Regions from separate parts of the Homo sapiens genome. Here region 1 is linked to region 2. The links are chromatin loops, found by intact Hi-C in ENCODE. Cell type or tissue: Caco-2. All regions are shown on one strand.

Region 1 (5,000 bases), 77 kb before region 2:
CCTGGGCAGACCTGCTGTTCACAGGTGTTAAACATTAATTACAACTGTTACTCATTACATAGCAAAAAGCATTTGGTACCAACACAATTGTTAATTTCCTCACAGGCTCAAGGCATTCTGGGAAGCTATACAGGGGACAGGAAGCATCATGGGAGCCTAAGGGGAGCCAGTTTGGAAGAGACAGCATTCTCCTGGCTAGGACAGGTGGTGGTGGTGGCCGGGTTTAAGGTTCTCCAAGGGACCCTCTGCAGATGCCGGGGCCCTGTTTATTCTGAGCACGTGAAGATGAGTCACATAGCTTGGTGGGAATAGCAAGTGTGGAGCAGTGCCCTACACACACAATGGTGGTGTTAAACCAGCTTCAGAGCGACTGTGTTTGAGGGGGACGGTGACAAGTCACGAGGGCAACATGGTATGGGTGCAACTGCTTCTGCCTTGTACCGGTGTGCAAGGGAATTCCAGCCTGACCCCAGCCACACACAGGATATCAAGGCAGCAGTGGAGAGAACAAGTGCTGTGCAGTCAGACTGGCCCAAGTTCACAGCTGTGTGACTGTGGGCAAGCTGCTCACCCTCTCTGAGCTTCACTACTGTCATCTGAGTGACGACAATGAAGTGAACCCTACCTTGCAAGGCTCTGTAGGGTTAACCTATGCCAGGTTTATAATTATTGCTCAATAAATGTTAATTTCCTGTCCCTGGTTCCTCCCCATCCTTCCTTACCTTAATGGGATTATTTTAAATTAGCTAGTTGAGCTGGCTCTGAGATGATTCATAGTTGTTTAGGAAATAGACATACCTGGGGCCTTACTTTCCCTTTTAGCCTCATTTGATGAGGCTTTGAAGGTGTCAAAACTCAAGAGGGAGGCTGGCTAAGGGGTGATACCATAGCATAAGCACCCCACACGCTGACAGTGTCTAGTGCGTATCTAGCTATTTCCGAATAAACCAATGTACTCCAGTACAGGGTGTAGTAGAAGCACAGAGGGGAAGGAACCGGTTGTGTCAGGGAAAGCTTCCTGGAGGAGGTGACTTCCCCTCCCTAACTCTATCCCAACCCCACACCTAATACAAAGCATGTACTCTGTACCCTCTATGTTCTCAAAGTGGGGTCGCCAGATGGCAGCATCAGCATCACCTGGGAACCTGTTGGAAATGCAAACTCCCATGCCTCACCCCGGATCTACCGAATCAGGAACCCTGGGGGTGGAACCCCAGCAATCTGTATAACACTTCCTCCAGGTGATTCTGATGCCTTCAAGTTTAAGACTTACTGCTCCAGGCAAAAAAGAAATCCACAGACATGTCAGACCTAGAATAGGGAAGGCGCGGATCGGAGGAAGGCCCTGGGGACCCTCTCCCACCCAGGGGACCAGTGGCCCAATCCTCGGGAGGGACTGAGTAAAGAATGGAAGAACCAGGGGACTCGTTAGAACTGTTGCTGGAATTGGGATATGGGGTTTCCTGAAGAAGTGGTGCTTTCCACACCATCCGTGCTTCCCATTGCCAGGCATAACTGGGAATGAGCTTTGGAAACAGGTCCTCTGTGGCCACTAAGTACTTCTTTATGCAACATGGTTTTTATGTTAAATTGAATTTTATGTAATACAGCAAGCCCCCTCTGAACACCAAAACCAATTCTGAAAACCAAAACACCAAATGATCCTTTAGGGCTTACCATGTCTTTTCATTCAGATCTTTTGTTTTTATTTAATCAACACAGAGATCCAGTGTGAGAAGTTGTGACCATCCCCATTTTACAGATAAGTAAACTAAGGCTCAGGGAGACTGAACAGTCTGTCTCAGGTCCCGAAGTGGTGAAGGGTGGAGCCGGCATGTGAACTTGGGACTGTCTGACTCATCCCATTGCCCCATGGGTCCCAACATGCAAGACACTGTCCTAAACTTCTAGGGCAGAGAAATCTGCCAAGGAGCTAGTGGGGAAGACAGATAAGTACCCAAAATAAGTATGCTGAGCAGTATTTGAGTCATGTGTCTTTTATCTTTGCTATGAGGCAGACCTGGCTGAGCCAAGGACACTGCCTGAAGAGTAACTTTCACGGAGACAAAGCTTCAGATGGTGAATCGAAATGAGATGACTTAGTTTCTCAAGAAGGTCTGGGGGGTGCCCTTCACACACCCTCCTGTCATCTGGCTCCTCTATCAAGCTCAAGAGCTGCAGTTACTTACTTCTCAGATACAAGTGCAAATTATTAAAGACATAGCCGTTTACTCACTGGGTTAAAAGGAAATGCTGGTCATTCCTCTATGTATGGCCTGACTGGCTCTGCCATGAGGTCTCCAGCTGTTCCCTTCTCCACTCTGAGCCTTAGTTTCCCCAGAAGGACAGGGAGTGGGACTCTATGGTATGTGGGACTCTATGGTATACGGGCCCCTCTCTGTGCTGAGTGGTGGTAGGAGAAGACCAACCCATGGGATGGCGCTGGTCCCCCTCCAATGAAAGCACGAACCTCCAGAACCCAGTCCCCCACAGAAACCCTGACTGGATCCATTTCAGGTGGGAAGCCACCACCCAGTTACATATCCTGGTGTAGATGTCGCAGAAATTAGTGCAAGTGAGATGAAGAAATTAGTGCAAGTGAGATGAAGGGCATGCGATACCTCTTGAGGGCTGTGGGGGGATGAGAGCTCCAATCATATTTCCTGCAGCATCTTGGATAGCACCAGAGAGGCCAGACATTTGACTGGGTTAGGGCAGGGGCTCTGGAGTTGGAGCTGACAGGTTCAAAGTCCGGCTCTGCTGCTGACCAGCCATGGGCTGGGCCCCCAGCCAAGTTATTTCTTCTCATGGGACCTTAGCTTCCTTATCTGTAAAAGGAGGAAACTAACCTCCCAGAGGGTGATTATGAGGATTGAATGAGAGAATGCACACAGAAAGTGCTCAGTAAATGCTAGCAACAATGCCAGTACTTTCCTGATGTGATACCCATCAAATCTCACCAAGACCCTTCTGAAGTGGGAACTACTGGTCTTACTTCCCAGGTGGAGAAACTGAGACTCCCAGGACATGTTCATGCCCAGTCCTCACACTGGTCCTTCAGAGGTGTGAAGACACCGATTTGGTGTCTTTGCCACCTCCACCGAGGTCTGCTTCTACAGGCTATCCACCCCGGCTCCTTGGTCCCTGCCTGTGGGCCCCTCCCTACGTGGCCACTTTCTGCTCAGGTTCCATTTGTCCATCTTGCAATCTGTGCCACACAGCCTGGCAACCAGGTAGACCTGCCACACCAACCTGCACCACCCCCAGACACCATGACATCATCCAAGGCTCCTTGTCCCCTTCCCAACATTGGGCAGGGGGTGCCACATAGGCCTCGTGTGGGCCCAAGCTGCACCTGGCGGGGGTGGGTTGGGGACAGAGCAAGAAGGCCATTTCTAGACCCAACTGCTGGCCTTGCTGGTTGCTGTAAAGACTCCTGGGGTGATTCAAAGTGGGCCAGGAACAGAGTCTAGCCTGCTCTGGAAGGCTGGTGTCTCTGCCGGGTGGGAAGGGGGCTGACAGCTTGATGGAAGCCACATCACTTCCCTGTGGAGGCAGAGCTGCAGTCCACTCCCTGCAGCCAGCAGCCCGTGGTGGAACCTGACTGGGCATTGTCCTGGGGATTGGGATCCGACAAGTGGGAGTGGGGGTCTGGTGAGGCCACAGTCAGCTTCCTGGAGAAGAGCAGGCAACGAACACCCAGGGTTTGCTGTTTGGACGGCTCCAAGTATTTCTCACCAACAACTCTCTGAATCCTTAATTAAATTCCATGTCAGCCATTCTCAGAGAAGGGGAAACTTTCATTCCTAAGAAGTTGGGGCCACCTCACACACTCTAAGAGCTGTTTTTGTGACAACTGGGAAGTGATAACTGAGCCTTCCGCGGTGGCAGCCCCAGCCTGATGAGATGGGAAGGAAGGCGCTGACTTCCAGAAACACTGCCCAAGAAGGGCGCCCCGGTGGAGAATGCTGAGGCAGTGCCTGAGAGGTGCTTTTCTTGAACGCAATTCGGGACAGTGCTTTGAAAGCTGGAAGGCACTTTTGCTTCATAGATGGATGGAGCTAATTCAGCCATCTTCCCCTCTCCCTGTCTCTGACCAGCACGCTGAGGCTCTGATGGAATGAAGCCTGGATGCATACCCAGAGCTGGTTGCAGACTGACCTCCCAGGACACGCCCTTTGTCAGAGCCCTGCCTCGCTCAAGCTTCTGCTTGCAAACCCCCAGTGATGGGAAGCTCATTACACACATTCAGTTCTAACCAAAATTCTTACCCTTCACCTGGGCCCTACATCCCTGTGACTCCCCCTTTGGCAGGCCCAGGTCTGTCCCTTAGGAGTCCCCCACACTCTCCACCCTTTGGAAATTTGAAAGCACTGACCCCATTCCCCGCCCAAGTTTCCCCATCCAGGCCAAATCTGCACAATCAGCAAATATAAGGGGTGAAAGGAGAGGGTAATGATTTTGGCCAGCCAACTCCACCCCATACAGCTCTTCCTCCAGCTATGGATCCTGCACCTCAGGCTCCAAAGACTCAGTGCAGAGAGCTCCCAAAAGCCAAGAAAAAACTGCACAGGGCATTTCTGACAGGTACTATGCTAAGGATGGGGCCCAGCCAAGCTGCCTTACTCACTGACCACACCAACGACTCGCTCAAGTGTGAGTGCATACACTTGCATACACACCCACACACATGCAGATGGATGTACACTCTCATGCACACACAACACTGACTCAGGTGGGGGTCCTCGCCATCCTTCCCGGGAAGCTGCACTTCTGGTTTTACACATGGGGCTGTGGCAACACATCAGCAATCTAACCGAGCTGCTTCAACTTATCCTCACCACTTGAGAGGTGGCCCACCCACCTCTCCACTTTCCCTCCAGCGACAGTAACAGTGAGGATGCTTCTCACCTGCCAATGCTGCGCCTAATGGACTCTGTCCACAGACATGGGAAGAGAAGGCTGGTGCCCATAGGACCCCTCCAGCTCCTGAGTGAGAT
Region 2 (5,000 bases):
GAGGTGAGCAGAGATTATGCCATTGCACTCCAGCCTGAGGAACAGGAGCAAAACTCCGTCTCAAAAAAAAAAAAAAATTAAGAAAAGAAACCATTCTCCCTGAACGCACTGGTGGCAGAGAAAGCTCAGGGCCAGGCCTCAATCCAGGGCCATGGCCCCTATGCTGGAACCAGCACACCAAGGTGTTGACCTGGAGAAGCGGGCATGCCCTGGTTCTGCCTGGCAGCCCACTCTAACCTGCCACTGCACATAAATTACAGGGAGGAGGCCGGTGGCCAACTGGCTTCAAGGCAGGCCCTGCCTCTCTCTAGCACAAGGAAGCGCTTTGTGCAGCCCAACACCTCATTATCTGGCAACTCAGTCACACCGGAAAGGGCAAATAATGGGGTGAGCGCGACACATGTTGTGCAGACGTCCCTCCCTGCACAAACCTGTCCTGGAGTCCCACTGCCTGTGGGCCAAAGGCTCAATTAACTCCTTAGTATGGTATTTGCAGCCCTTCAATCTGGCTGCAACAACTCTTTCCAGAAAAGTCTCTTTCTAATCTAATTCATTTATTCATCTATAAGACGTTTACTAAGCACCTACTATGTGCCAAGCATGATGCTGAAGGAGCTGAAGCACTCCTAAGGTCTCATGGGTCCTGAATCCTTTGCAGATCACACACAAGTCCCCAGCTAAAAGCTCTCCATAGAGGAGGTGGTAATTACTAACTGTTTTTAATCATCACTCCCACCTGCCACTGAGGAGAATCAAAGCTGCTCTTTCCAATGCCCACCACCACACCAAAAGGCAGGCAGCACAGGCCTGCATGAGGCCACTAGAAGCCTAAAATGTAGAGTCTTGGCTGCTCTGGAGGGCACTGGAGTTTGGAGGTTTTTTCCCTTGTTGGAGTTACTGGCAATTTGGGGACTATTGGGGTTTTACAGCATACTGGCTCTTCAATCAACCTCTCTGAGATCACTTATCTGACAAGCACTCCTGCATCCACTCTGGGGTCAGGCCCCGTGCAAGGTGCAGGGCTCTCACTGTGGCTCTCCAGGAGCCATGACATGGTGTGACTGCTTCCGCCAGAGGTGTGGACATGTGTACACAGAGGAGGGAGGGGTGGGAGGTCAGGAAGCCTCCCAAATGGCAGGACAGCTGAGCTGAACTTAAGAGGATGAGGAGGATAAAGGTGTGACACACAAGTGAAGACACAGAGGCATACAGGTGAGCCTTGCATCCTGGCACAAGGTCAGAGGTTCCCAGCTGGCTGTCATGGAAGGGATGGAGTAAAAAGAAGCCTTTCCAAGAGGTAAGGGTCAGCTGGAATGTCAAGCTATGAGTCTGGACATGATAGAAGCCATGGGTAGTGTCTAAATGATGACACGTCCAGACTCACTTTTGGAAGACAGAAGATAAAGGACAAATCAAAAGGGTCAAGACTACAGCCACATGGGATATCAGGTATGGAACTTTTCTTCTAGTAACATTTGTAAAAGCCACAACGACCAGGTGCGGTGGCTCACGCCTGTAATCCCAGCACTCTGGGAGGCTGAGGTGGGTGGATCACTTGAGGCCAGGAGTTCGAGACCAGCTTGGTCAACATGGTGAGACCCCCCCCACCCCCAAGTCTCTACTAAAAATATAAAAATTAGCCGATAGGTGGCGCGCACCTGTAATCCCAGCTACTCGGGAGGCTAAGGCAGGAGAATCTCTTGAATCTGGGAGGTAGAGGTCGCAGTGAGCCGGGATTGTGCCACTGCGCTTCAGCCTGGACAACAGAGTGAGACCCTGTCTCCAAAAAAAACAAAGCCACAACAATAAACAATTTGACAACATATCAATTTCCTACCACTTTGTAATGAACCTGACTATACAACGTGAGATCCTACACAGCACAACACAGGTACAATAAAAACGGTGCATTTTAAAAAGACGTATGTTTTTTGACATGAGAACGTGGGCAACTTCTGTGCAATGTAAAGATTGATTAAAGATCTTCTAGCGTGTCTAGGCCAGAGACAGCTTGAAAGAAACCAAGAGGGAGTGGGGTCAAAACAATCAGGTCAAAATGGGTATGTATAAAACACAGAGATTACAAGTTAACATGGGTCATGATTATGAAAAGAGGCACCAGGCACAGGTGGCTCACGCCTGTAATCCTAGCACTTTGGGAGGCAGAGGAGGGCGGATCACCTGAGGTCAGGAGTTCAAGACCAGCCTGGCCAACATGATGAAACCCTGTGTCTACTAAAAATACGAAAATTAGCCAGGCGTGGTGGTGTGTGCCTGTAATCCCAGCTATTCAGGAGGCTGAGGTGGGAGAATCGCTCAAAACCGGGAGGCGGAAGTTGCAGTGAGCCGAGATAAGAAAAAAAAAGAAAAGAGGCACCTAATGTTTTCAGCCAGGGTTGGGCAAAGCTTCACTTCTGTAAGTAAAGCATTGCTGAACGTGGCCAGGCCTGCTCATTTATATATTGTCTGTGGCTCCCTGAAGAAGTGAACAGAGGCAACAGAAACCGTGTTGCTGCAAAGCCTGAAATACTATTTGGCCCTTTACAGAAAAAGTTTGTGACCTCTGTGTTAGACACATAAGAATTGAATACAGGCAAACAAGAACAAGCAGTTGCCCTGAGGGCAATATACTGATGCTCGAAGCCCCCCCGGGTCCTCCTTCTCCGAGTAGGGCCCTCAGGAGACACCACATTCCTCTGAACATCTTGGGTGGTCAATCTTCCATACTCTGGAGTGGATTTAATTTCTAGAAACTGCCCACGGCTTTTCCAAACCAATTTAGGTGAAAAGGTGGGTGATCACGCCAAGCAATGAAACATACAAACTTGCCAGGGGCAGGACGCAAGCCTCTAACACGGAAGGAATTGAAATCGCAATGAGATGTGGCTTCATTGTAAAGTTGCACAACTTGGTTTCTTGTGTCTCATTAATTGGGGACAACAGTCATATAATGTTTGGGCCTCGGCCTGACAGGCCTGACAGTAAAAATCCCTTCGTCGCTTGTGGCTTATGACTACCTCTTACAAGACAAACCACATTCCACAGGAACCTGCGGTCTGGAGAGGGCTGTTAAGGGCTGTCCTGGGAAGTTTTTGGAAAAGATGGGGCCTGGTGAGAGAAAAGAACACCTGGCCTTTTTACAAATGCAGACACTGTGGCCCAGGGAGGGGAGGGGCCTTGCCAACATCACCTAGCCATGGCACCTCAAGGTTCAACGTACCCAAAGTGGCCAGTGTTTCAGGTTCAGTGCCAGCTGTGGGGGATGAGTGAAAAATGAGTTCATGTTCTCCAAGAGTCCAGTCCCTGGTATCCAGATAACACAGGAATGTCAATAAAAACAGAGAAGTTTGGCAGGCCTTGGGTATGTCCCCTGACCTCTCCAAGTCTGCTTACTTGTATGAAAAATAGTATCTTCCTTACACAATTCCTGTGAGGACTCCAATGAGAGATGTACCTGAAGCACCCAGCAGAGTATAGCATACAGTAAGTGCTCAACTGAAAGCAGCTAATCACTTCAGGCACAAGGCTGAGCTATTTTCTAGTTGCAGCGGTCCAATCTTCTTACCCACAAGTGTGTACACACACCTCCCCTTCGGTGCAGAAAACTGGAGACTGCAAGGCTTCACTGAGCACCTGTCCTGTGTGAGGAATGGCCCTGCCTGCCTCCAACAGGGAAGTTAACAGAGGGGAAAACTGCAATCTGGCTCTGGAACTGCAACATTCCTACCCCTCTTGGCTAATGCCTTCAGCAGGACCACAATTATAAACACAGAACTAACAGGAACTGAGAAACAGCAGCAGATCAAAAAGCAGGTTGCTCTTGCTTTTGGAGGATGTGAGACAGATTTCTTCCAAAGAGGCAAGGGAAAATCCCCCATCTTTACAGGTCAGGAATAGCGCCAGTAAATCCCTCCACTTTGTCCTTTCTCCTTTCATGGAATAGCCCAATGCGCCAGTGGGTGTTAAGCAAACAAGGGTGTGAGTTGCAGCTTCCTGTGCCTGACTATGCAGTTCCCGCACAGGTCCTTGCCCGAGCTAACGCTGTGGCCCCGGACACAGACAGATAAAGTCCCGATCGAACACTAAGGGCCAAAGCTGGCACCAATGAGCAAGCCTGGTGAGCTTATATAACAAAGGGCTTGTCACCACTTCCTGTGATCCTCATCGCCAGCATTCCAACACAATGAGACACTCAGCGGCTTTGAAGTTCAACAACTCATTCAGATGGCCCCAGCAAAAACTCTGCTGGGAGGTGGAGAGCCTGTGCTCCCTTACCTCACCTTCTCATCCCCCTCCTCACGTTGTGCTTGCAATGTTACCACTTCAAAAAAATTTCCAATAGTAATTAAATGATTTGCATTTGTTTTTAAAAACTGTAAAATATTCCAACCTTCCAGCGATAACCAGTGTATACATTTTGGTCGATTTCCTTCCAGTCTTTTTTCTACATATGTCGGTGGGAATGCAGTAATTGGAAAAGAATACAAATATTCATCATTTTTTATATCCTGCGTTTAAAAAAGTATTACTTCTGGCCAGTTGCAGCAGCTCATGCCAGTAATCCTAGCACTTTGGGAACTGAGGTGGGAGGATCACTTGAGTTTGAGATCAGCCTGGGCAGCACAGTGAGAGCCTGACTCTACATAAAATTTTTAAATTAGCTGGGCATGGTGGTGAGTGCCTGTAGTCCCAGCTACGTGGGAGGCTGAGTCTGGAGGATCTCTTCAGCCCTTGAGGTGGAGGTTGCTGTGAGCTATGATGGCACTGTTGCACTCTAGCCTGGGTGACATAGCAAGGCCCTGCCTCAAAATAATAATGATAAATACACATACAAAAAATGAAAAAGTATTACATTGTTGAGTGTTTTCCATCTTAACGATATTGCAGTGGAGTTACTCAACTCAGCTTTTGTTGGCTGTATTCCCTCTCACTTTAGGCCACACGTTAGCCACTTCCCATGGCTGGATATTTAGGTAATTTCCAGTTTTTGGTTTTGCCAA

The links. Peaks named below come from ENCODE experiments on the same cell type or tissue, not always from the same donor. Only the 100,000 strongest peaks of a DNase experiment are listed, where the experiment ranks them.
Region 1: it touches region 2 in a loop (6-fold over the local background); 10 of 110 quality-filtered maps call a loop at or near these places.

Annotation. Positions count from the first base shown.
Region 1 is chr9:37,966,531-37,971,530 of GRCh38, forward strand. The region is part of intron 3 of SHB (SH2 domain containing adaptor protein B); the gene reads right to left. Among named protein-coding and RNA genes, the nearest start is that of SLC25A51, 65 kb to the left of the region's middle. In Caco-2, no CTCF peak of the experiment used is centred here; DNase peaks (open chromatin) are centred at 221 and 2,751.
Region 2 is chr9:38,043,828-38,048,827 of GRCh38, forward strand. All of the region lies in intron 1 of SHB (SH2 domain containing adaptor protein B), which reads right to left. Among named protein-coding and RNA genes, the nearest start is that of SHB, 23 kb to the right of the region's middle. RefSeq lists enhancers at 3,115-4,108, 3,379-4,578, 4,025-4,319, 4,109-5,000. In Caco-2, no CTCF peak of the experiment used is centred here; DNase peaks (open chromatin) are centred at 3,004, 3,344, 3,614 and 4,114; H3K4me3 peaks cover 575 bases.